Linked DNA regions of Homo sapiens: region 2 is linked to region 1. A link is an interaction called in ENCODE POLR2A ChIA-PET data of the cell type or tissue named here. Cell type or tissue: Panc1. All regions are shown on one strand. Links, peaks and the distances in the headings refer to the core of each region. The heading gives the core; the rest is flanking DNA.

The links. Peaks named below come from ENCODE experiments on the same cell type or tissue, not always from the same donor. Only the 100,000 strongest peaks of a DNase experiment are listed, where the experiment ranks them.
Region 2: POLR2A ChIA-PET joins it to region 1 with 5 read pairs; 2 of 35 experiments call an interaction of 5 or more read pairs at or near these places.

What each region holds. Positions count from the first base shown.
Region 1 is chr3:185,213,131-185,225,751 of GRCh38, reverse strand. EHHADH (enoyl-CoA hydratase and 3-hydroxyacyl CoA dehydrogenase) reads left to right here. Exons shown (of 7, transcript NM_001966.4): 5 at 7,512-7,616. Among named protein-coding and RNA genes, the nearest start is that of MIR5588, 34 kb to the left of the region's middle. In Panc1, for the core only: no CTCF peak of the experiment used is centred there; no DNase peak of the experiment used is centred there.
Region 2 is chr3:185,537,935-185,550,555 of GRCh38, reverse strand. All of the region lies in intron 1 of LIPH (lipase H), which reads left to right. Among named protein-coding and RNA genes, the nearest start is that of LIPH, 8.3 kb to the left of the region's middle. In Panc1, for the core only: no CTCF peak of the experiment used is centred there; no DNase peak of the experiment used is centred there; H3K27ac peaks cover 798 bases.

The DNA of each region.
Region 1 (12,621 bases), core at 3,422-5,921:
AGCAAGAAGGTCAATGTAACTGGAATGAAATGAGTCAGGGGAAAAGTAGTAAGAGGATGAAGTCATATCTTTTTGGGCTTGGAAGGTTATAGAAAGAACTTTGGCTTTTCTTGTGAATGAGGAAGAAAGGCATTGGAGTGTTTCAAGCAGAGGAGTAACATGCTCTCACTTAGGTTTTTCAAACAATCACTCTGGCTGTTGAAAATATACTAATTGGAGACAAGGACAAAAACAGGAAGACTGAGGGCTGCTATCATAATCCAAGGGAGAGATGATGGGGGCTTGGATCTGAGTAGTGGCAATGTAAATCATAAGATATGGTCAGATTCTGGAGATATTTTGAAAGTAGAGCCAACAGGATTTTGTGACAGAGCAGATACGAGATGTGAGAGAAAGAGGAGAGTCAAGGATGATCTAATGGCCAGAGTGAGTAGCTGGAAGGATGGTGCCATCACTAAGACTGGGATTTCTGCTGATAGAGCAGGTTTTATGGAAGTATCACAAGAGCTTCATTTGGGACATGTTAAGTTTGAGAGGCCTGTTACACATCCAAGTGGAGATGTCAAATAGACAATTGGATAGACAGGCCTGGGGTTTAGGAGAGAGAGGTCTTCTGAACTCCTCTAAGCCTCTGTTTTCTCATCAGTAAACAACCACATGGTTGTTTTAAGGAATAATGAAATAACATGACATGCTTCTGATATAGTGCCTGTTAAACAGACCACATTTCATAAACGGTATCTGGCCCCCAAAGATGTCCACGTCCTAATTCCCAGAACCTGTGAATATATTATGTTACATTCAAAATAACCTTTGTACGTGTGATTACATTAAAGATCTTGAGAGGGAGATTACCCTGGACTATCTAGCTCAGCCCATTTTATCACAAGAGTCCTTATAAGAGGGAAGCAGAAGGTCAGAGAAGAGAGAAGACACTATGTGCTGGCTTTGAAGATGGCAGGAGAGGTCACAAGCCAAGTAATGTAAGCAGCTTCTAGAAGTGGAAAAGACAAGGAAAACATTCTTTCTTACAGCATCCAGAAGGAACACCTTCTGCTGACCTGTTTTAGACTTTTGACATCTTAAACTATAAGATAGTAAATGTGTGTTTTAAGCCTCTGAGTTTGTGGTAATTTGTTACAGCAGTAATACACTACTAATACAAAAGCTATTAGTAATCACGATATTCAGAATCCTGCTTTGGTTTGGAAAATATTTTTTTCTTTCTTTTTTTTTTTTTTTTTTTTTTTGGTGACAGGGTCTCATTCTGTCTCCCAGACTGGAGTACAGTGGCACGATCTCAGCTCACCACAACCTCCACCTCCCGGGTTCAAGTGATTCTCCTGCTTCAGCCTCTCCAGTAGCTGGGATTACAGGCACGTGCCACCACACCCGGCTAATTTTTTGTATTTTTAGTAGAGACAAGGTTTCACCATGTTGACCAGGCTGGTCTCAAACCGCCGACCTCAAGTGAGCCACCCGCCTCGGCCTCCCAAAGTGCTGGGATTACAGGTGTGAGCCACTGCGCCCGGCCGAAATTTTTTTTTTTCTAAGAAAGGGTGTTAAAGAAAAAGATTAGTTAAATTGTGAAAGTTGAAGATTCCCTACTGATGTGAATGAGGAAAAAAAGTGCCAACTTTGTAGGCACTGTTCCCATAGGAAATTAATAAGTAAATAGATTTAGGTGGCTAACCCTTTCTGATCTTCTGAAATCCATAAGACAGGTAATTCTGGAAAGTAGAGTGATTACAACAGCAACCTTCTCCACAATTTCCTTAGAATGCCGTCTGAAAATGAACGAATCTTTAGCAGTAACCACAAAGGATATGCCTGATCATATTGCAGTTCGTTCGCTGATGTTCTCTGTCCAATCAACTGACAGGACTACAGTGTCCTGCTCCTCTTTCTGTTTTATTTTCTAGGTGCTGTCCCCTTTGTTCACAGAAAAGCATAGAAAGCTCTGCTGTATTCTCATAAAGCTTGGCCCCAGCCCTGATGAGTTTCTCTATACTCATTCACAGGACAGGCTTTGAGCTCTAGACTTTGGTGGGATACCTCTTACTACCCAGAATACTATGGGGGGAAAGAGGAATTGGGAGTAACATCTTTATCCTGCCTGCCTTTTAGCTGTAGGTCCAGGTGGGTTTTCGCTATACATTTTTTAGTACTAGCACCTCAAGGCTCTCAGGCAGAAATAATTAATATCAGCAAATATTGTTCTATGACCAAAAGAAAGACACACAAAAATTCTTAAAACTAAAACAACTGCAACTCTAAAACCTATGAAAATATTTTATGACTTAAAAAAAAAGAAACATAAACGTCAGTCTGCTGAAACATTAAAGAAAACAAAAAATTTTAGAAAACTCACATTATTCTAAACTAGAAAAGAAAATATTTTGTTAAATAAGAACACCGTATTTAAAATCAAAACCTTAGCCAAAATAATTTCTTTTTGAAGCAATAAAAAGATGTGGTAGGATAGATTACAGAATCAACAACATAGAGGATAAAAAGAGACACATCTAAAGAATTCAGAAGAATTTAACAAAAAGATAAATAAAATGTAAATGAAGATAGCAGACATGGAAGATACATAACAGAGGTCTCTGCTTTGAATAATACGTGCTCCCAAAGCACAAGGCAAAAAAAATGAAAGCAATAACCAAAAGAAAAAATAGAAGAAATTCTTCAGACATTAAATAGCATCAGAGATTGTACTTTAACAAGCATGCCATTTTCCTGGAAAAACTGATGAGGAGATAATTCTTTGATGTGTCTTGGTAAAGATTTTAAACTTCCAGAAAATAGAATCCTGCAAGCTTCCCCAGGATAAAAACAAATAAAACGAAAGGTTACTTTCAAAGGAACTAAAATTATACCAGCCACAAGTAAATGCTGTGGAATATTCACATGCTAGGATGCTATGTAATATTTATGAAGAATGATGATCTAAATCTCAGGGTTCTTAAAGTGTGGTCCAGGGACTCTCGGGTGTGGCCTAAGACCTTTACAGAGTCCTTGAGATCAGATCTATTTTCGTAATAATAAGACATTACTTGCCTTTCTCACAAATGTGTAGTGGAATTTTCCAGAGACTGTAATATGCCTTGTGATATCACAACAGATTGAATGCAGAAGCAATAGGAGAATGAGAATGCAGCTGTCTTCTGTTAAATCAGACAGTAAATAAATTTGCAAAAATATAAAACAATTGCACTCTTCTCCCTAATTTTTAAATTTTTTATATAATTATTTTGCATAAAAACATTATGCTAACATGCAGTGAGTTTATTATTTTAAAATGAACTAATAAAGAAACATTTTTAAAGCTTGCAGTGATTTTTCTTTTTTTATTTTTATTTTTCTGAGATGGTATCTCCCACTGTCACCCAGGCTGGAGTGCAGTGGCACGATCTCGGCTCACTGCAGCCTCCGCCTCCCAGGTTCAAGTAGTTATCCTGCTTCAGCCTCCCAAGTAGCTGGGTCCACAGGCTCGTGGCACACCCAGCCAATGTTTGTATTTTTAGTAGAAACAGGGGGCGGGGGGCACCATGTTGGCCAGGCTGGTCTCAAACTCCTGACCTCAGGTGATCCTCCTGCCTTGGCCTCCCAAAGTGCTGGGATTACAGGTGTGAGCCACCACATCCGGCCTTGTGATTTCTACACCCAGACAAAAGCTTGCAGTTTTAATTTCTAATACAGTAAATATTGATATATATAACCTACATAAACACAAGCTTTTTGGAGTTCTCCATAATTTTTAAGAGTGCAAAGGGGTCCTAAGACCCGTTTGATAACTGCTAGTAGAAATCCGTATAGAAACCATGATATAAAATTGTGTATACATTAGCCAAATTAGAAAATAATGTGAGGCGGGCCGGGCACGGTGGCTCATGCCTGTAATCCCAGCACTTTCAGAGTCCAAGGCAGGTGGATCACCTAAGGTCAGGAATTTGATACCAGCCTGGTCAACATGGTGAAACCTCATCTCCACTAAAAATACAAAAAAGTAGCCGGGGGTGGTGGCATGGGCCTGTAGTACCAACTACTCGAGAGACTGAGGCAGGAAAATCGCTTGAACCCAGGAAGCAGAGGTTGCAGTGAGCCGAGATTGCGCCACTGCACTCCAGCCTGGGTGACAGTGAGACTCCATCTCAAAAAAAAAAAAAAAGAAAAAAAAATATCATGAGGCTATATGCATTAAAAATGGATTTTTCCTTTAAATGGGGGGATGATTTTATAAATCTGTAGTGTATAAAAGGAGAGTTAGACCAGAAATATGACATTTATTTCCTTCAATAAATCAAGTTAGATAGTTTTAATTTATAATGGTATAATAAATACAGTTTAAAGAATGTGAACTATTTTAAGTATGTAATGTCAAATTCATAAAAGGATGCTTAGGATCCAACATACTACAGGATTCAAAGCACATGAGACAATTTATTGTGCAAAAGACAAAATAGGAAGCAAAGAAGCCTAAAATATAGGAGGAAATCATAATAGTGTAAAATGAGTCTGTAAATTTGAGGGTTTACAGATACTTAAAGTATATGGGGGAATATTGAATAATTTTGTTGCCCTATTTGCAGTATTGCCTGAAACCAAGATTATTGGAAGAAATCAGGAAAACTGGCTTTGACAAAAAGAAATAAAATGAACTAGGATTGGCCTTTTCCCAAAGCACTGCTTAAAGAAACATCACTATTTTTAACATGCAGAAAAGAGGTAAAAACAGTAAGAATATGATGGGGTTTTGATTTGCATAGAAAAGGTCATAGTGAATTAGAAGAAAGCTAACATTAGAATTATACACCTGTCTTTTTAAGTAGTCTGCACAATTTTAGGAAAACTTGAATATGACATTTGGAAAGAGTTCCATGTGGAAAAAAATTGTAAAGGTTAGAAAAGAAGCTATCAAGAAAATTGGAAAAAATTGAGATTACTCAGGTTGGAGAAGAAACTCTCAACCTCAGTTCCCTTAGGGCACACAGGGTTCTTATTAGAGCCCATTGGACAGTGGTTGTCATCTACACTTACGATGTCATAAGAAAAAACAATTTTAAATTACAGCCTAAGAATCTGGATTGGATATACAGAGCCATGTCTTTAGATCCTTAGTTCTTTGATACAGGATAAAAGTCCAGCTATGCATCATTGAACAACGAGATATATTCTGAGAAATCATTAGGCGAGTTTGTTGTTATGTGACCATCATGGTTTACTTACACAAACCTAGATGGTATAGCCTATTACACACCTAGGCTATATGGTATGGCCTCTTGTTCCTAGGCTACAAACCTGTGCAGCATGTTACTGTACTGAATACTGTAGGCATTTGTAACACAATGGAAAGTATTTATGTATCTAAACACATCTAACATAGAAAAGGTACAGTAAATATATGATATCGTAATCATATGGGACCACCATCATATATGTGTTGTTGACAGAAATGTTATTATATGGCATATGACTGTACTTGGAATCCCATTGACTCTGTTAGAATAGTAGTGGTACTCTTCCAATTTTGTGAAATCCAAGCCAGAAGAAATCATTACAGCTAGAGAAATTTTTAGTCTATCTGGGAGTAGCTCACATTCTCCCTGCTTAGTTGACCTCAAAATCCTTTTATAATAATATCCAGGTTTCCATGTCCCATTTTGTGTTTGCTTGGTTCCCTTAACCTGGGTAGGCTGATTCACTCTCTCCTTACCAAAGTGATTTTATACACAGGATACTTATGTACAGAAACCATTTATGTACCTCTTACCCTACTCCTTACTCCAGAAGGAGATCTGAAAGCCTGTTTTCAGAGATACTTCCAGAAAACTGCCCAAATACTGCTTTTCAAAGAGAGACCTACCAAAAAAAAATCACTGAACTTTCTATCCAATCAAGAAAACTCATTTGTAGTTCTCTGAAGCAATAATAAGAACCAGGAATGGAGGGTTTGTCTCCGATGGCATCCACCAACACTGTAAGTGCAGTGAAGACTGTGGGACTGTTGCCACCAAGATGGATTTGATGGTTGCTTTTCAGAAGGCAAGATGGTACTGGCAAGAAAGCAAGCGATGTGTCACTGTCTTCTTCCTTCTGACCCTGGGGTAGGGGATGCTGATGTCCCCTACCTCTTACCTCAGAATATGCAGATCAAATTGCATATTTACAACTGGTGAAGAACTGTCAAGGCAAATTTAGGAACGGTGCAAACCCTCATCAAACTTCTATATCTCCTATTGCTGACATTCTGTACTGGAGGATGCCAATGGCATGATTGGATGCTAAGTATACCAGCACCACCACTGCCAGACACTAGATATTGGCACCTGTGAAATGAGATTTAACCTGTCGCTGCTGCTTAGTGTCACTAACTCCAAGCTAAAAACCCTCAACAGAGCACTCAGTTCACTAACTGGGGTCATGGGCCACACTCCAGCTGCCACAGTCAAATTGTCAATTGTCTAATCATCTGTGTCCTTTTCAGCTTCTGTAGTAGAAGGCAGGGCTTCAAAGCTCACACAATAGCAATTCCACAAACTAAGGGAGGAGCTGAGATGCTGGGTAGCCAAAAACTGGCAGAAATCCATCCCATTTGTCCTAGGTAATTTTAATTATACCTTATAGAATGTCAACTTAATTTTTTTCTCATTGAGTTAACTATATTTATGTCTGGGGACTATCTTTTTTTTAAATTTTCTCTCTCTCTCTTTTTCTTTGTTTTTGGAGATGGAGTCTATCTCTTTTGCCCAGGCTGGAGTGCAGTGGTGTGATCTCAGCCCACTGTAATCTCCACCTCCTGGGTTCAAGCGATTCTCCTGCCTCAGCCTCCTGAGTAGCTGGGATTACAGGTGCCCACTACCATGCCCAGTTAATTTTTGTATTTGTAGTAGAGACAGGGTTTCACCATGTTGGCCAGGCTGGTCTCGAACTCCTGACCTCAGGTGATCCACCCGCCTTGGCCTCCCAAAGTGCTGGGATTACAGGCGTGAGCCACCGTGCCCGGTCCTTTTTTTTTTTTAACCATCCACAGCCAATGGGGTGTGCTAGGGATAAGGTAGATACTATATATTACTCTGCTGCTGCTACTTCTATTATTATTATAAAAAACTAAACATCTCACATTTCTATAGAGATCTGTAGTTCATAAAGTACTTCTATAGAGATTTATAGAATATAAAGAGAATCTGTTATTCTCACTTAATACTCAGAATTACTGAGATAAGCATAATTATTGCCATTTGCCAATGAGGAAATTGTGGTCCTGGTGCAGTTCTTCATGGTCACACAAATAGTGGAAACTAGAGCTGGAGCTTGAATCCAAGTTTCCTGGTTACCTCAGTGGTGATCTTTCTATTCTTTCAGTGAGTGTGGTTCTTACTTATTTTATTCAATAATAGATATTTATATCCAGACAGACAGCCTTTCCTACTAGAGAGAGTAATGCTTTTGCTTTAATCTTACATCGCTCTTTGATTTGTTGTTATTGTTGTTGTTGTTTATTTCAGGAAGACGTATTTTAGCAGATGAAGCACTCAAGCTGGGCATTCTAGATAAAGTTGTAAACTCAGACCCGGTTGAAGAAGCAATCAGATTTGCTCAGAGAGTTTCAGGTAAGAAGATAATAATAAAAATAGCCAAAGACTGTAAACAGGATACATGTTCATTTAAATAAGAAACTCCTGGCCGGGCGCAGTGGCTCACGCCTGTAATCCCAGCACTCTGGGAGTCCGAGGTGGGCGGATCACGAGGTCAGGAGATCGAGACCATCCTGGCTAACACGGTGAAACCCCGTGTCTACTAAAAAATACAAAAAATTAGCCGGGCGTGGTGGCGGGCGCCTGTAATCCCAGCTACTCGGGAGGCTGAGGCAGGAGAATGGCGTGAACCCGGGAGGCGGAGCTTGCAGTGAGCCGAGATCGCGCCACTGCACTCCATCCTGGGCGACAGAACGAGACTCCGTCTCGAGAAAAAAAAAAAAAAGAAAATCCTGAGGCTGGGTAATTTATAAAGAAAAAAAGATTTAATTGGCTTACAGTTCCGCAGGTTGTACAAGCATGGTACCAGCATGTGCTCAGCTTCTGGTGAGGTCTCAGAGCTTTTACCCGTGGTTGAACGTGAAGCAGGAATAGGCACGTCATATGGCAAGAGAGCAAGAGAGAAGTGTGGAGGTCCCAAACTCTTTTTTTTTTTTTTTTTTTCTGAGACAGAGTCCCGCTCTGTTGCCCAGGCTGGAGTGCAGTGGCGCGATCTTGGCTCACCACAACCTCTGCCTCCTGGGTTCAAGTGATTCTCTTGCCTCAGCAGCCCAAGTAGCTGGGAATACAGGCGTCCGCCCACCATGCCCCGCTAATTATTGTATTTTTAGTAGAGACGGGGTTTCACTATGTTTGCCAGGCTCATCTCGAACTCCTGACCTCGTGATCTGCCTGCCTCGACCTCCCAAAGTGCTGGGATTACAGGCATGAGCCACCGCGCCTGGCCCCAAACTCTTCTAAACAAGCTGATCTCTCATCAACTAAGTGAAAGCTCTCTTATCACCAAGGGGATGGTACTAAACCGTTCCTGAGGGATCAGCTCCCATGACCCAGTAACCTCCCACCAGGCTCCCACCTCAAACACTGGGGACCACATTTCAACATGAGATTTGGAGCGGACACACATCTAAACCATATCACAGGCTCTATAATTTACCGCAGTAAAACTGTGGGCCTTGAGAACTTCTGTCTCCGCAAACTGAGTTATGTCCTTCTCTCAGTGGTTTCTTACTTTATGGACTCGGGATGTTCCTTTCAGAGTTCTTTCAGTGGCACTCACAGAGGTTTTTTTGTTTGTTTCACAGTTTCTTTTCAGTCTATGGATGTTGTCATCTTTAAATGAGCAAGATGGAGAGGGTAAAAATAGCCAGAAAAAAATAATTGGGAAGAGTATTGCGTTACAGGCAGAACAGAGTGCTGGTCTCCCGCTTGGTGGCAGGCAATGGCCCAGTGTCATTCAAAGGCATTCTTTTGAAGGAGTCATTCTTTTGTTGACCTTGGCAGAGACCAAACACTTTCCTGAAATAATCTTTCTTTTTTGTGGCTCTAGCCAGTTACTGTTTCAATGTGAAAGTAAAAGCTTGAACTGGAGAGGGGAGGAACGATGGGGAGAAAATAATGGAGACCCCTAAAGAGAATCAGCAAGTCCTTGCCCAAATAGAAATAAATTTCCTACTATTTTTCTCGGCCTTTCAGGCAACCTTCACTGTGTTTTCATCATTGTGCTTCCCGAGGGGGCTTATTGTTTTGTTAGAAGTCACTTGACAGACACACAGCAAAGGCTATTTGCATTTGGAGGTCCCGAAATGATTCTTTGGTTTGCTAAAGGTAGACCCGTGTCTGTCATTCACATCTGTAGTTTTAGTTTGTAAAGGTCTCAATTTCAACAGGAAGTTCTTTTCCTTAAGTGATTTCCCTAGATTCTGATTTGAGAATTAAGTTACTTCAAGAAATAGTTGAGGTTCATGATCTAGGAGACCTGGATCCAGGTCTCAACCTTAGCTACATTTCTAAAATGGTCTGGTTATAACTTTAATTTATTCACAATTTAAAATTAATTGTAAACATTAAATTAAGCATTTTTACTTTATAAAACTTACAAAATAGTGTTTCATCTCAACGACATTATACAGTTTGTCCACTTGGTGGCATCCAAATATTGAGGCACCATTTGCTTTAAACCTGTAATTCACCTTTTAACACTTCAGGGCTTTAGACAATTATGTGTTACTATTTTAAATTATAATCATGAAAACTATATAGAAAAATGTAAAATTGTGATATAAAAATGTGTAGAATATAAATGTACATGTATTTGCAATTATACAGTATATAATCGTGTATAGAGTAATGATCATTATCTGGAGTATGTATGAATACAGATACAAATGGAAAGGAAATAAGCAAAAATGAAAATGTTAGTTTTTCTCCAAAATTTCTTAAGTGATTTTTGCTTTTGTTTTGTTTTATTCTCCAGCTTAGGATAAGTTAGTTTTCTCAAACATTTCTAAATTATTTTTGGTTTTGTTTTTATTTTTTCCAGCTGTATTGAGGTGTAATTTCTACAGATAAAATTCATGCATTTTAAGGGGGAGTTTGGTGAATTTTGGTAGTTGTTTACAGTTGTATAACCATGGCCACAATCAAAATATAGTTCTATCACCCTAAAAAGTATTCTCATACCCCTTTCCCATAAATCCTTTTTTCTTCCCCTTGGCCGCAGGCAACCAGTGACCTACTTTCTGTCATACTTTTATGGTTTTTTTAGAATCTCATATGGATGAAATCATGCAGTAGTATATAGTCTTCTGTGGCTGGCTTTATTTTGTATAATGTTTTTGAGAGCCATTCCTATTGTTGCATGCATTAATATTTTGTTCCTTTTTATTGACTTGTATTCCACATTGTGGGTAAACCACAATTTGTTTATCCATTATCAGTTGATGGACATTTAGTTTGTTTCCACTTTGGGCCTACACAAGTCTTTGTAGACATAGTTTTTCCTTTTTCTTGGGTAAATACCTGAGAATAGTATTGCTGGGTTGTAATAAGTGTATGCTTGACTCTTAAATGCTTTTTAAAATTTATTAATAAAAAAATCAGTGATTTAAAAGACACTAATTTTTGCCAAGCAGATCAGAACAGATGGAACAAATACGGTGAGACTGAGTTTAAATAAGCTCTCATTAGAATGCTTGTAATACATCCTGTCTAGAAGGCAGCTGGACAATCACTTATAGAGGCTTAAAATTACTCATACCTTTTCACTTAGTTTTTCTATTCTTAGGAATTTACCATAGAGAAATAATCACATAAATACACAAAGATTTGTATACAGTAATACTCACTAAAGCTTTTAGATTATCATAAAATATTGGAAACAACTCAAATATTTAGTTCTGGGAAATTAATTATGTAAAAACGATAATCTCAATGAACTGACTCCATTCAGCTATTACAACTTCCATTTTTAAAGAAAGTTGAAGAACTTGGAAAATTGCTTACATATAGTATTAAGAAGAAAACAGCCAGGTAGAAAATTTTACAAGTGTGTGCGTGTGTTCTTATATGTACCTGCATAAGGAAAAAACTATAAGGCGATGTAACAAATTTTCAGTAGTGGTTGTACTTGGGTGGTAGGTAATCTAGACTCTTGATTTGAAAAAAAATTTATCTTTTCCTAATATCTAAGTCATTAAATTTACCCCCTCCCCCAAAAAAATGGATGACTTTGGGAGGCCAGTGTGGAAAGGACGCAGTCTGTTAGAGAAATGGGCTCAGGACTGGAGGTCAGGAGAGACAGAGGTCTCAGCTTTAGCTACGGGACCTTAACAAATCATCTTTGGGGCTTTGTTTTATGTATTGGTAAAAGAAAGGGTTCAACAAAATTAGCTGGTTTCAAATCATGTTCTGAGACCTCACAGGCTACAGTGGTTGGGTGCTTAGTTATTTGTCCTTGCAACAACTCAAGCAAGGTTTTGGGGTGTAATGTGTGTTTTGGGGTTTAATGATTAGAATCCCATGGAAACCCTAGGACTTTTACTGTTTTTTCTTTTTTAAATGAGTTCCACTGTTTGAAATCCTATGATTTCTTGGTGCTGCTTTGTAATAGACAAACGCTGGAGATCAAGGTAGAGAAAAAGACAGATCAACCAAGGATTAACTCAGAATCTTGTCAACATTTGCCATTTATTCTCTTACCAAATTTATAATTTAAGGAGGCCTATTTATTTGCCTTTCATTTTCATTTGAGGTATTGTGCCTATCTTTTCTTTTTGTGCTTCCCCACTTTCCTCTTTTTTCTCTTTCTTTTTTTCTTTTTTTTTTTTTTGAGACGGAGTTTCGCTCTTGTTGCTCAGGCTGGAGTGCAATGACATGACCTCGGCTCACTGCAATCTCCTCTTCTCAGGTTCAATTGATTCTCCTGCTTCAGCCTCTGGAGTAGCTGGGATTACAGGCATGCATCACCACACTCAGCTAATTTTTGTAGTTTTATTAGAGATGGAGTTTCACCATGTTGGCCAGGCTGGTCTTGAACTCCTGACCTCAGGTGATCCACCCGCCTCTACCTCCCAAAGTGCTGGGATTACAGCCGTGAGCCACCGCACCCAGCCTCTTTGTTTTAAATACAGTGGTTAGTGTGTGGTCATTTAGCAGAACAAAATTGATGGATTAACTTGAAGGAAAGTTTCCACAAAAATTCAATATGTTAATTACATTAAATATATATGCATTTATTAGAAATCTATAGTTATGGAAAGCTAGAGCAATTGTCTTGATCTAGAGCCATGGTCCTCAAACTTCACTGTGCATCAAAATTGCTTTTTGGTGGGCTTGTTAAAGCACGGTTAGCAGGGCCCCACTCATTACTTTCTGATTCATTAAATCTGGGGTGGGGCCCAAGAATTTGTATCTCTAACAAACATGCTTAGGTGATGTTGATGCTGTGTTCTGGGGACCACACTTTGAGAACCATTGATATACAGAGAACAAGGGTAAGAAAGGAGATAATTTTTGCTAGTTTTGATTTTTTTTACACCTGACACGCAAACACTACCTATAGTCTTTTTTTTTTTTTTTT
Region 2 (12,621 bases), core at 6,290-8,789, 320 kb before region 1:
TATCTTAAATGGGTCAGGGACAACCCTAACACAAAAACACAAGATGGCTTGTGGGTACCTTCTTCCAGTCTTTCATTATGTATCTCCATTTATAAAGTTGAAAAAAATGGCAACTTAATTTTTTTGTGACCTTCCTTTTCCTTAGCATCTTCTCAGAAGTAAAGTCTTGTTTTACTGCTAGATTCTAGAAGACTGTCACTGCTGCATGATAGAATCTCAGCAGACAGAGACACACAAGAATAAACTTCTGTAGGTAGAAGGAAAAAAAATAGTATAGCTGTAAGCTAATTCTAGTCTTCTCAGTGTCTAGGAAACCATAAACTTGGAACTTTCATTAGGGAGGGTGTTGAATAATATTCATCTGGTAGCAGACATTATTAATCTCAAATACATGGACTTCTTGTTTTTCCCTTCTGCTTGCAGTTCAAAAATTAACAAGCATTAAAATGGGCTTCAGAAATCCCAAGGATACAAGTCATTCAGTTTCAGAAATGTTTGTTTTGTTTTCTAATCTTTGTGAAATAATGTTAGGAATGTTTGCCATAATCTTACCAGTGAACAAAGCAATGGCTAACAAACTAAAGTACACTAGAATCCCCTGAGGGCTTGATTAAAATGCAGACTCCACCTCCAAAAATCCAAACTTAGTAGATCTGGGAGTGAGATCCTGGAATCTACATCTTAAAAAATTTTTTTGGTTGGTCCTAGGGGCTCACATCTGTAGTCCCAGCACTTGGGGAGGCCGAGGTGGGAGGATCGCTTGAGCCCAGGAGTTGGAGGCTGCAGTGAGCTATGACTGTGCCTCTGAGTAGCCACTGCACTTCAGCCTGGCTGAACAAGACCCTGTCTCAAAAATTTTCCCGCCCTGTCTGTATCTGGAACTTACAGGCACATACCATTGTGCCTGGCCTAGAATCTGCATTTTTAACAATTCCTCAGGGTTTTTCAGCTGCAGGTGGTGAAACAAACATAGGTTTTAAAATATTGTTCTAAATTAAGACTGCTTGACATAAGTATTTTTAAAAGTTACTCTGCTATCGATATTTTGGCCCATAGCAACTGTAAAACTAGATAGATATTTTCCCAGAAAAAATTGTTTAATGCCAAAACCAGAATTATTTCCTCAGATATTTGCAATCCTCTAGAATGATTTGGAACTGTGCCTGTGTGGTGACTCATCTTTCTCTAACAAGTTGGCAAAGGTGAATGAGGGGGTGTGAATGTGCATATTTATGCACATGATTCAGAAATGAGAATGAGAAAATCTGGCATCTCATTTATTTTCTCGGTTGCATCCTAAAGAAACACAGCCAGTGGTTAAAAGCAGGCATGTCCTTCCAATCAAGAGGGCATCCTGCCCATATGCTTCTTGCCTGTCTCCGCCCAGGGTAAAAAAGAAACAAATATTTTCTTTTTTTTTTTTTTTGAGATGGAGTCTCGCTCTGTTGCCAGGCTGGACTGCAGTGGTGCGATCTCGGCTCACTGCAACCTCTGCCTCCCGGGTTCAAGCAATTCTCTGCCTCAGCCTCCCAAGTAGCTGGGATTACAGGCACCCACCACCACGCCCAGCTAATTTTTGTATTTTTAGGAGAGACGGAGTTTCGCCATCTTGGCCAGGCTGGTCTTGAACTCTTGACCTCGTGATCCCCCTGCCTCGGCCTCCCAAAGTGCTGTGATTACGGGTGTGAGCCACCATGCCTGGCAAAACAAATGCTTCACCAGGTTTGACCCTGTCCAACTGTAATCCTTTCACAGCCTGGCTCAGGATGCGGTTTGTTTTGTTTTGTTTTGTTTTGTTTTGTTTTGTTTTTGTTTTGTTTTGTTTCTGAGATGGAGTCTTGCTCTGTCTCGCCCAGGCTAGAGTGCAGTGGCACGATCTTGGCTCACTGTAGCCTCTGCCTCCCAGGTTCAAGTGATTCTCCTGCCTCAGCCTCCCAAGTAGCTGGGACTAAAGGCATGTGCCACCACACCCAGCTAATTTTGTATTTTTAGTGGAGATGGGGTTTCACCATATTGGCCAGGCTGGTCTCGAACTCCTGACCTCAGGTGATCCACCTACCTCGGCCTCCCAAAGTGCTAGGATTACAGGTGTGAGCCACCGTGCTTGACCTAGGATGAGTTTTTTTTTGTTGTTTTTTTTTTCCTTTTATGTGAGACAGAGTCTCGCTCTGTCACCAGGCTGGAGTGCAGTGGCGCGATCTTGGCTCATTGCAACCTCCGCCTCCCTGGTTCTAGCAATTCTCCTGCCTCAGCCTCCCAAGTAGCTGGGACTACCGGTGCCCACCACCACGCCCAGCTAATTTTTGTATTTTTAGTAGAGACAGGGTTTCACCAGGTTGGCCAGGATGGTCTCGATCTCTTGACCTGGTGATTCGCCCGCCTCGGCCTCCCAACATGCTGGGATTACAGGCTTGAGCCACTGCGCCCGGCCCCAACTCATTTTCTAATACGAGGAAGGCAAAGTTTCTGGCCTAAAAAAACTTCAGATTTTTATTTCTTGGACTTTTGGAAATTCCTTCAGAACAGTGTCTTCAGGCAAGCATAAGAGTGTGCTCAAGCATAGGTTACTGTGAACATTTTGGCATCAACGGCATCAACGTGTAATGAGCTTGTATCCCAGACAGTAACATCCATTGCCAAGCATGCAGAATACTTGAAAATGTATCTGTTAATCTTTATCTGGGTCTCAGTAAATACTTTCTTTCTTTCTTCTTCTTTTTTTTTTTTTTGGAGATGGAGTTTTGCTCTTGTTGCCCAGGCTGGAGTGCAGTGGCGCGATCTCGGCTCATTGCAACCTCTGCCTCCCAGATTCAAGCAATTCTCCTGCCTCAGCCTCCCAAGTAACTGGGGATTACAGGTGCCTGCCACCATGCCCGGCTAATTTTTTGTATTTTTAGTAGAGACGGGGTTTCGCCATGTTGGCCAGGCTGGCCAGGCTGGTCTCAAACTCCTGAACTCAGGCAATCCACCCTCCTCAGCCTCCCAAAGTTCTGGGATTACAGGCGTGAGCCACCGTGCCCTGCCTTCAGTAAATACTTTCAGGCAGCATCAAGTCAGTAAACCTGACTGTGGACCTCTGTTCTAAAGAAGTTATTAATATACATCTATGTCACGTTTGGGGATGGGGTGGAGGGGAAGAAAGCTCAAGCACACCTTAGAAACCAAAACTCGAGATAAAAAAGCAGTATGAGTCAGGGCTGTTTTACTTCCTGACTGGGCACTACACGTCAAGGTTAATTTCATGTAGGACGTGAAATTGACATGAAATTCTGTCATGTCCTACATGAATTTCACTTCTACATGTCCTACAGAATTTCACTTCTGTAATGTAGGTTTGGAGGTCAGTGGACCAAAGGGTCCAAGGCACCTTCATCAAGGTCTGAGATGGGTCTGAGATACCTTCTTTTTTTTTTTTTTGAGACGGAGTCTTTCTGTCACCCAGGCTGGAGTGCAGTGGTGTGATCTCGGCTCACTGCAACCTCCGCCTCCCGGGTTCAAACAATTCCCACCTTTGCTTATTGACTATCGTAGAATCTCAGAATTTCCTCGCCTCTGTCCATAATTCTGTCTTCTTTTTTCACAGATGCCTCTTTGGATATGAATGAGGAGTCTCCTCTCTTTGAAGAGGGTTTTCTCCAGTCAGAAATATGGGAAATAAAATTAATTCCTCCAAAATGAGGTAGAAGAAGCCAGAGCTGAGTGTGTAGCTGAGACAGCACAGGCTTTTTTTGTTTTGTTTTTTGTTTGTTTTTAGACAAGTTCTTACTCTGTTGCCCAGGCTGGAGTGCAGTAGTGTGATCGCAGCTCACAGCTCACTGCAGCCTTGATTTCCTGGGTGCAAGCCACCTTCTGCCACAGGCTCAGTGTAGCTGGGACCACCAGCATGTGCAACCACGCCCAGCTAACTTTTTGATTTTTTCTAGAGACAGGGTCTCACCTTATTGTTCCAGGCGGGTCTCGAACTCTTGGGCTCAAGTGATCCTCCTACCTTGGCCTCCAAAAGTGTTGGGATTACAGGCGTGAGCCACAGCACCCAGTGGGAAATTTTTTTTTTTTTTAAAGAGATGGGTGTTGCCATATTGCCCAGGCAGGCTTTGAACCCTGGACTCAAGTGGTTTTCCTGCCTCAGCCTCCCAAGTAGCTGGGACTATATAGGCCTGCACCACCATGCCCAGCTTTAGAATTTTTTTTTTTTTTTTTTTTGAGACGGAGTCTTACTCTGTCGTCCAGGCTAAGAGTGCAGTGGCACAATCCTGGCCCACCACAACTGCCACCTGCTGGGTTCGAGCGATTCTCCTGCCTCAGCCTCCCGAGTAGCTGGGATTACAGGTGTGCGCTACCACACCCGGCTAATTTTTGTATTTTTATTTATTTTTATTTATTTATTTTTGAGACAGAGTCTCACTCTGTCACCCAGCCTGGAGTGCAGTGGCTGGGTCTCGACTCACTGCAAACTCTGCCTCCTGGGTTCAAGAAATCCTCCTGCCTCAGCCTCCCAAGTAGCTGGGATTACAGGCATGTGCCACCACACCCAGCTAATTTTTTTTTTTTTTTGTATTTTTAGTAGAGATGGGGTTTCACCATGTAGGCCAGGCTGGTCTCAAACTCCTGACCTCAGGTGATCTGCCTGCGTCAGCCTCCCAAAGTGCTGGGATTACAGGCGTAAGCCACTGTGCCTGGCCTATTATGATTATTTTACAGATGCAAAGCTGAGGCCCAGAGAGGTTAGGCAATTAATTACCAGGGGTCACATAGCTAATAGGCAGTGGAGTTGGACATCAAACCTAGGTCTGACTCCAAAACTCATGCTGTTTCCAAAGACGTGTTTTTTTGTTTTTTTGTTTTATGGAGATGGGATCTCACTATGTTGCCCAGGGTGGTCTCCCACTCCTCACGTCAAGGGACCCTCCCAAAGTGCTGGGATTACAGGTGTGAGCCACCCGCACTTGGCCTGTATTTGTATTTAGGACATTAGACTAGGGTTGGCAAACATTTTCTGTAAAGAGCCAGAGAGTAAATATTTTCAGCTTTATGGGCCATTAGTCATAGCCATTCAGCTCTGCCTTTAGAGCAGGAAAGTAGCCGTGGACAATATATAAATGGGCATGACCAGGTTTGACCTGCAGGCGACCATGCATTAAATTGCAAGAAAACATCTCAGGCACAATTATGCTAAAGAAGTTACAGTGAGATTGCCCTGGTATCCTACTTGGATATGTTTCTTTTCTTTTAAGAGATAGAAGGGAATACATGATAATCATGCCTGCTCTAAATAGGAGTCTGAATTCCTTATCAAAGGATATTGGAAACACCACTCATCCAACTGTAATTTTCCAACTGTCAACAGGAAATGGCATTTCAGAGTAATTGAATTTCAGAGTAGTCTGAAAAGGACAGGCAAAATTTCTCCTGTTTCAGATAAACTCAAATAGAAGAAGTTAAGCTTTAAAAACCAGTTTAACATGTTCTGTGGTCACTGGTTATATGTGCTCTGTTGCTCTACCTCTGAACAACCTTGACTTTGTACCATAACAATAACATAACTCAAAAGGATTTTGCTTTCTGAAGGCATACAAGTATCTGATGCCTTTAGAAATACCAACAGAAATGAATATTTAAAGAATGAGGCCGGGTGTGGTGGCTTGCACCTGTAATCCCAACACTTTGGAGGATCTGATGTCTGCAGAACATGCTAGCAGGTTGATATTCATTTGTTCAAGCAACATTTATTGATGCTAACTCTGAACCAGGCCCTGTTCTTGGCACTGAGAATACAACGGGTGGAACAGATGAATTATCCTGGAGCTTCTACATCAGTGGGGAGTTTTTCTGGAAAAAGGAAATAATGCTTCAGGTATGTTGCAGAAAAAATGCAAGTGACATAAAAAGGAGAAAATTCTCGCCCAGGCTCAGTAACTCATGCCTGTAATCCCAGCACCTTGGGCAGCTGAGGCAGGAGGATCACCTGAGGTCAGGAGTTCAAGACCAGCCTGGCCAACATGGCGAAAAGCCATATCTACTAAAAATACAAAAATTAGCCAGGTGTGGTGGTGGGCGCCTGTAATCCTAGCTACTTGGGGAGGTTGAGGCAGGAGAATCACTTGAACTTGGGAGGCAGAGTTTGCAGTGAGCGGAGATCACACCATTGCACTTCAGCCTGGGTGACAAGAGCGAAACTCCATCTCAAAAAACAAAACAAAACAAAACAAAAAAAAACAACAGAGGAAAATTCTCCATTCTCCAGGGTAGAATTCAGTACAAGAAAATAGTAGAATATTGATTTTTCCTGAAGGAAAGAGTATGGTTCAAAGCCAGGTCATTATTTAGGCTAAGGAATTTATTCCCAGATACAAATGAATTTAGGCATTATATGAACCATGAGCCCTCCTTGAAAGACAGCAAGAGCGCCAGGCATGCTGGCTCAAGCTTGTAATCCTAGTACTTTGGGAGGCGGAGGCAGGTGGATTACCTGAGGTCAGGAGTTCGAGACCAGCCTGGTCAACACAGTGAAACCCTGTCTCTACTAAAAATATAAAAATTAGCTGGGCGTGGTGGCATGCACCTATAATCTCAGCTACATGGGAGGCTGAGGCAGGAGAATCACTTGAACCCGGGAGGTGGAGGTTACAGTGAGCCGAGACCATGCCATTGCACTCCAGCCTGGGGGACAAGAGTGAGAAACCGTGCATCAAAAAAAAAAAAAAAAAAAGCAAGAGCCAGTCACCTAGTGGTAAAGGGAGAAGCTTAGGAAAAGGACTCAGTGAGCAATGGACATGTACTTTATAGAACTAAAACTACATAACTGGAGAAGTATGGTTTCAGAAGATAATTACAAAAAAATAGTTATGGAGTCTTGCTATGTTGCCCAGGCTGTCTCAAACTCCTGGGCTTAAGCAATCCTCCTGCCTTGACCTCCCAGAACACTGGGATTACAGGCGTAAGTCCAGAAGATAATTTTTATATCCAGCCTGTTCTCAGTATTTGTGTTAGTTATGTCCCATTAAGTGGCCTCAAACACTGCATTAGCAAATACTGAACCATTGCTCCTAGGGGAAGTCCAAGGTTAGTTTTCTGCAAGCCTCTGGTCACAATATTTTTGTCAGTGGATCAATACATAATTTTCTGTGTGTTTCTGTTTAAAGGCATCTGATTTAATATATACTGTTGATTCATTAACATTGGACTTATGGCCAACAGCACTCTAACTCATGCTTGAATGAAGCTTACCTAACACATGTATTTTCTCTCTAAGGCACATCATAGCCTTCTTCTGCTTAGAAACATTAGACAGCACTTCAGCATTATGCTTGGGCACCATTTTATTTATTTATTTATTTATTTATTTTTGAGATGGAGTCTTGCTCTGTTGCCCAGGCTGGAGTGCAGTGGCATGATCTCAGCTCACTGCGACCTCTGCCTCCCGGGTTCAAGCAATTCTCCTGCCTCAGCCTCCCGAGTAGCGGGGATTACAGGCTTGTACAACCATGCCTAGCTAATTTTTGTATTTTTAGTAGAGACGGGGTTTTGCCATGTTGCCCAGGCTGGTCTCGAACTCCTGACCTCAAAGTGATCTGCCTGCCTTGGCCTCCCAAAGTGCTGGTATTACAGGCGTGAGACACCATGCCCAGCCCTAGATATATTATTTAGCTCTCCTTTATAAGTGAGAACATGCAGTATTTGTGTTTCTGTGTCTGTGTTATTTCACTTAAGATAATGGCCTCAAGTTCTATTCATGTTGCTGCAAAAGAGATGATTTCATCCGTTTTTATGAGCACATAGTATTCCATTGTATATATACATCATATTTTCTTTTTCCAATCATCTGTTGAGAGACACTTAGGTTGATTCCATATCTTTGCTATTGTGAATAGTGCTGCAATAAACCTATGAGTGGACACCATTTTAAACAGTGAAATAACCAAGAAAAAGCACAGGAAGTGGCTGGGTGTGGTGGCTTACGCCTGTAATCCCAGCACTTTGGGAGGCTGAGGTGGGTGGATCACCTGAGGTCAGGAGTTCGAGACCAGCGTGGACAACATGGTGAAACCCTGTCTTTACTAAAAATACAAAAATTAGCAGAACGTGGTGGCAGCCGCCTGTAATCCCAACTACTCGGGAGGCTGAAGCAAGGAGAATCGCTTGAACCTGGGAGGTGGAGGTTGCAGTGAGCCGAGATCTCGCCACTGCACTCCAGCCTGGGCGACGAGCAAAACTCCGTCTCAAAAAAAAAAAGAAAAAAGAAAAAGCACAGGAAGCAAAAAACGTGGCACTAAGTGACTGTCATCTAAGTGTTCATGAAAAGGACACCTGTTTAGAGTATGAGAGCTGAAACAAATAAGAAGGCAGAGTGTTGCTCTCTCTGACCTCAGCTGAGATCATGCATGTCAGGCAACACAAATTTTTCGCCACTCTACACATGTTCATGAATGACTGAAAAGGTTCCTCAAGTATTGATTTTGGGGTGATGAATAAATTTGCACATAAGAAATTCACAAATATGGCCAGGCACGGTGGCTCACGCTTGTAATCCCAGCACTTTGGGAGGCTGAGGCGGGCAGATCACCTGAGGTCGGGAGTTCGAGACCAGCCTGGCCAACATGGCGAAAACCTGTCTCTACTAAAAATACAAAAATTAGCCAGGTGTGGTGGCGCACGTCTGTAATCCCAGCTACTCGGGAGACTGAGGTAGGAGAATTGCTTGAACCTGAGAGGCGGAGGTTGTAGTGAGCCAAGATCATGACCCTGCGCTCCAGCCTGGTTGACAGAGTGAGACTCTGTCTCTAAAAAAAAAAATAATAATAAATAAATAAATAAATAAAACACCAAAAACCAAGAAGAAATCCACAAATATGGCTGGGTGGGGTGGCTCACGCCTATAATCCCACACTTTGGGAGGCTGAGGCAGGAGGATCATTTGAGCTCAGGGGTTCAAGACCAGCCTGGGCAACATAGCAAGACCTCATCTCTACCAAAATTCAAAAAAAATAGCCTGGTGTGGTGGCACTCACCTGTAGTCTCACACAATTTCAGGGCTGAGGCAGGAGGATTGCTTGAGCCTAGGAAGTCAAGGCTGCAGTGAGCTGTGATTGTGCCAGTGCACTCCAGCCTGGGTGACAGAGTGAGACCCTGTCTCAACAAACAATCAAAAAAAAAAAAAAAAAGAAAGAAAGATCCAGAAATAATGAGAATCGACTGTATTTGACAATGGGAAGAGACTGCATGCTTCCAGGGGTGTATGTATATATTCTGAAGGAAGGATCAAGGAGCATTTGAGAGGCAATATAGGTCTATTAACTTTCTCATTTTTCTTGGTAGAGAATGAGTTGATAGAACAGATACAGTAAATAGAACAGAAACTCTGTGACTGATACATCAATACACAGAGGCTTAAACATTTATTTTGAAACTATATAAGGAATCACCAGATGAGCCAAAAATAATTTTATAACTAATAAAAATCAGGAGGTAGAAGTCCAGTTAGTGGGGAGAAGTATTAAGTGTGTTAATGTCCTCGTCACATATAACAAAGAAACATTAGATATTGTCTCAAGGCACTAACGCCAGGACAAGAGTAGAGTCAGGAAAGAGCTGTTCTGACAAAGATCAGCAGCAGAACACATGGCAGAAGTCGGCAGCGCACTCCGAGTCGGAAATCCAGTTTCCAGATGCCCAGAAATCCTTGCCAGGGGTTGCACATTGGTGAATAATTAAGTGTGGATAGATATATTTCAGTATGGAACAGTTCTGCATGTAGTCTACTTCTGGCATAGAGGTCACACATCTACATTCCATGAAAAAGGATTTTAAATATTTCTTTTTTTTTTTTTTTTGGTTCTTTGAGAGGGAGTCTTGCTCTGTCGCCCAGGTTAGAATGCAGTGGTGAGATCTCGGCTCACTGCAACCTCCGCCTCCCTGGTTCAAACAATTCTCCTGTCTCAGCCTCCTGAGTAGCTGGGACTACAGGCGCACGCCACCATGCCTGGCTAATTTTTGTATTTTTAGTAGAGACAGGGTTTCACCATGTTGGTCAGGCTGGTCTTGAACTCCTGACCTCAGGTGATCCACCCGCCTTGGCCTCCCAAAGTGCTGGGATTACAGGAGTGAGCCACCAGGCCCAGCCTTAAATATTTCATATAGAGTTATCAAGGTGTTTACCAGAAGAATTAAAGCAAGCTATAAACTTCCCAATATGAGAAAGAACACATACATACAAAAGAACCCCTGATAAAACAAAAACAAAAAACATGAGGACAATCCATAAAGCAAAAGATAGTGAACCTAGAAGGCACTAACCCTGGAAAACATAGCATTGCCGAATTCAGTTCAGTCGTGTCCATGTGGGACCTCTGAGAAGATGGGGAGGGATGTGCAAGAGATCTATTTCAGGAAGTGTGAAGGATAAAGGAGGAGGGAGTGGGAATAGGCAGAGGGAGGCTTCACACCATCATGCAGGCAGTTTGGCACCTGAGAAAGCAGAGGAGAAAGGAAAAGTTGGGTAGGAAGAGCCTCAGACCCCAGCACAGTTCTGAGAATATTTCAGCCAGACTGATGGGGAGTCCTTGAGCCAAAGTTTCCAATTAGAGAGTGCCACATGGGCAGGAATGACCTGCCTGGTCTGGCTCAGTGATTGGTGGGGAGCAGCATGGGGAGCCATGGCTTCATGTAAATGCTGTGGGGCAGCTGGAGGCTATCGGCCAACTCAGCTGTGCTTCCTCCAGAAGTTTCTCTGAAAGGCAGGTCTTAGGCACTTCTATGGGCACCACACCAAGTATATGTTATGCCAATAAATGTTAATAGATATACTCATTTATCTTTTTTAAAGGATCTGAGAGTGGGTCATAAAATAATACCCAATTTGATCCTATATATAAGATCCGTAAAATGCGGCCGGGCGTGGTGGCTCACACCTGTGATCCCAGCACTTTGGGAGGCTGAGGCGGGTGGATCGCCTGAAGTCTGGAGTTCGAGACCAGCCTGGCCAACAAGGTGAAACCCCGTCTCTACTAAAAATACAAAAATTAGCTTAGCGTGGTGGCGGGCACCTATAATCCCAGCTACTCAAGAGGCTGAGGCAGTAGAATCGCTTGAACCCGGGGGGGCCGATGTTGCAGTCATCCAAGATCACGCCACTGCACTCCAGCCTGGGCAACAGACTGAAACTGTCTCAAAAAAAAAGGAAAAAAAAAAAAGATCTGTAAAATAAAGGGATTCAGAAGGTGAAAAGGATAAAGACACAGTAGGCAAATGCTGACAACAAGAGAGCCCAGTTATGATAAAAATATCATTTGAGGCTGGGCACAGTGGCTCACGCCTGTAATCCCAGCACTTTGGGAGGCTGAGGTGGGAGGATCACAAGGTCAAGAGATTGAGACCATCCTGGCCAACATGGTGAAACCCCGTCTCTACTAAAAATACAAAAATTAGCTGGGCATGATGGCACGCGCCTGTAGTCCCAGCTACTTGGGAGACAGGCAGGGGAATCACTTGAACCTGGGAGGTGAAGGTTGCAGTGAGCCGAGATCACACCACTGCACTCCAGCCTGGCAACAGAGCAAGACTCTGTCTCAAAAAAATAAAATAAAAAAAAATATATATATGTGTATATATATGTATATATATGTATATATGTGTATATGTGTATATATGTGTATATGTGTATATACGTATATATGTATATATATGTGTATATATGTATATATGTATATATATGTGTATATATGTATATATGTATATGTGTGTATATATGTATATATGTGTGTATATATGTATATATGTGTGTATATATGTACATATATATGTATATATATGTACATATATGTATATATATGTACATATATTATTTGGTGGAATATATATTTGGTGGAATTAAAGGTAAAAGGGGCATATTAAAATTAAAAAGGACATAACACCTGAAACATTAAGCATAGGTAATAAAAGAAAAAATCTACAAAAATAAAGCTTAATAGTTTGGGTAACTTGAATTTGCCCAACTGTATTATTATCGTACTTTGATGTTATGTTTTTATTCTTTGAAAAGAATCCCCCATTGTTGGCATTTAGCTACTCATTATTTTCAGATGATGCAAGAGAAAGAAGATTCCTGATCCCCAGACCAGACCAAGCTCCCTATTTAAGTTTTCATCTTACACTCTATCTCTTTTATATGACACATGTCACAGGTAGCAGTTTTATACTTATTTGTGTGCATTATTTCATTACTGACTGATTCTTCCTCTAAAATGCCACCTGACATAGAATCTAGGATAGAGTAGATTCTTTTGGAATGAATTGCACATATTCTCTGAGGATGAGAGATAATATATGTAAAGCTTTTATAATATTTAGTATTTAGAGGAACAAGGAAATCTATTTCACTCAATACTTACGATGGACTTCTCCGGGGGACAGTACCATTACAAAAATAACTAAGACTTAAAAGAAATTATGTAGGGCTGGGCGTGGAGGCTCATGCTGTAATCCCAGCACTCTGGGAGGCCGAGGCAAGTGGATCACTTGAGCCCAGGAGTTCAAGACTAGCCTGGACAACATAGCGAAAGCCTGTCTCTACAAAAAATATAAAAATTAGCCAGACATGGTGATGTGCACCTGTAGCCCCAGCTA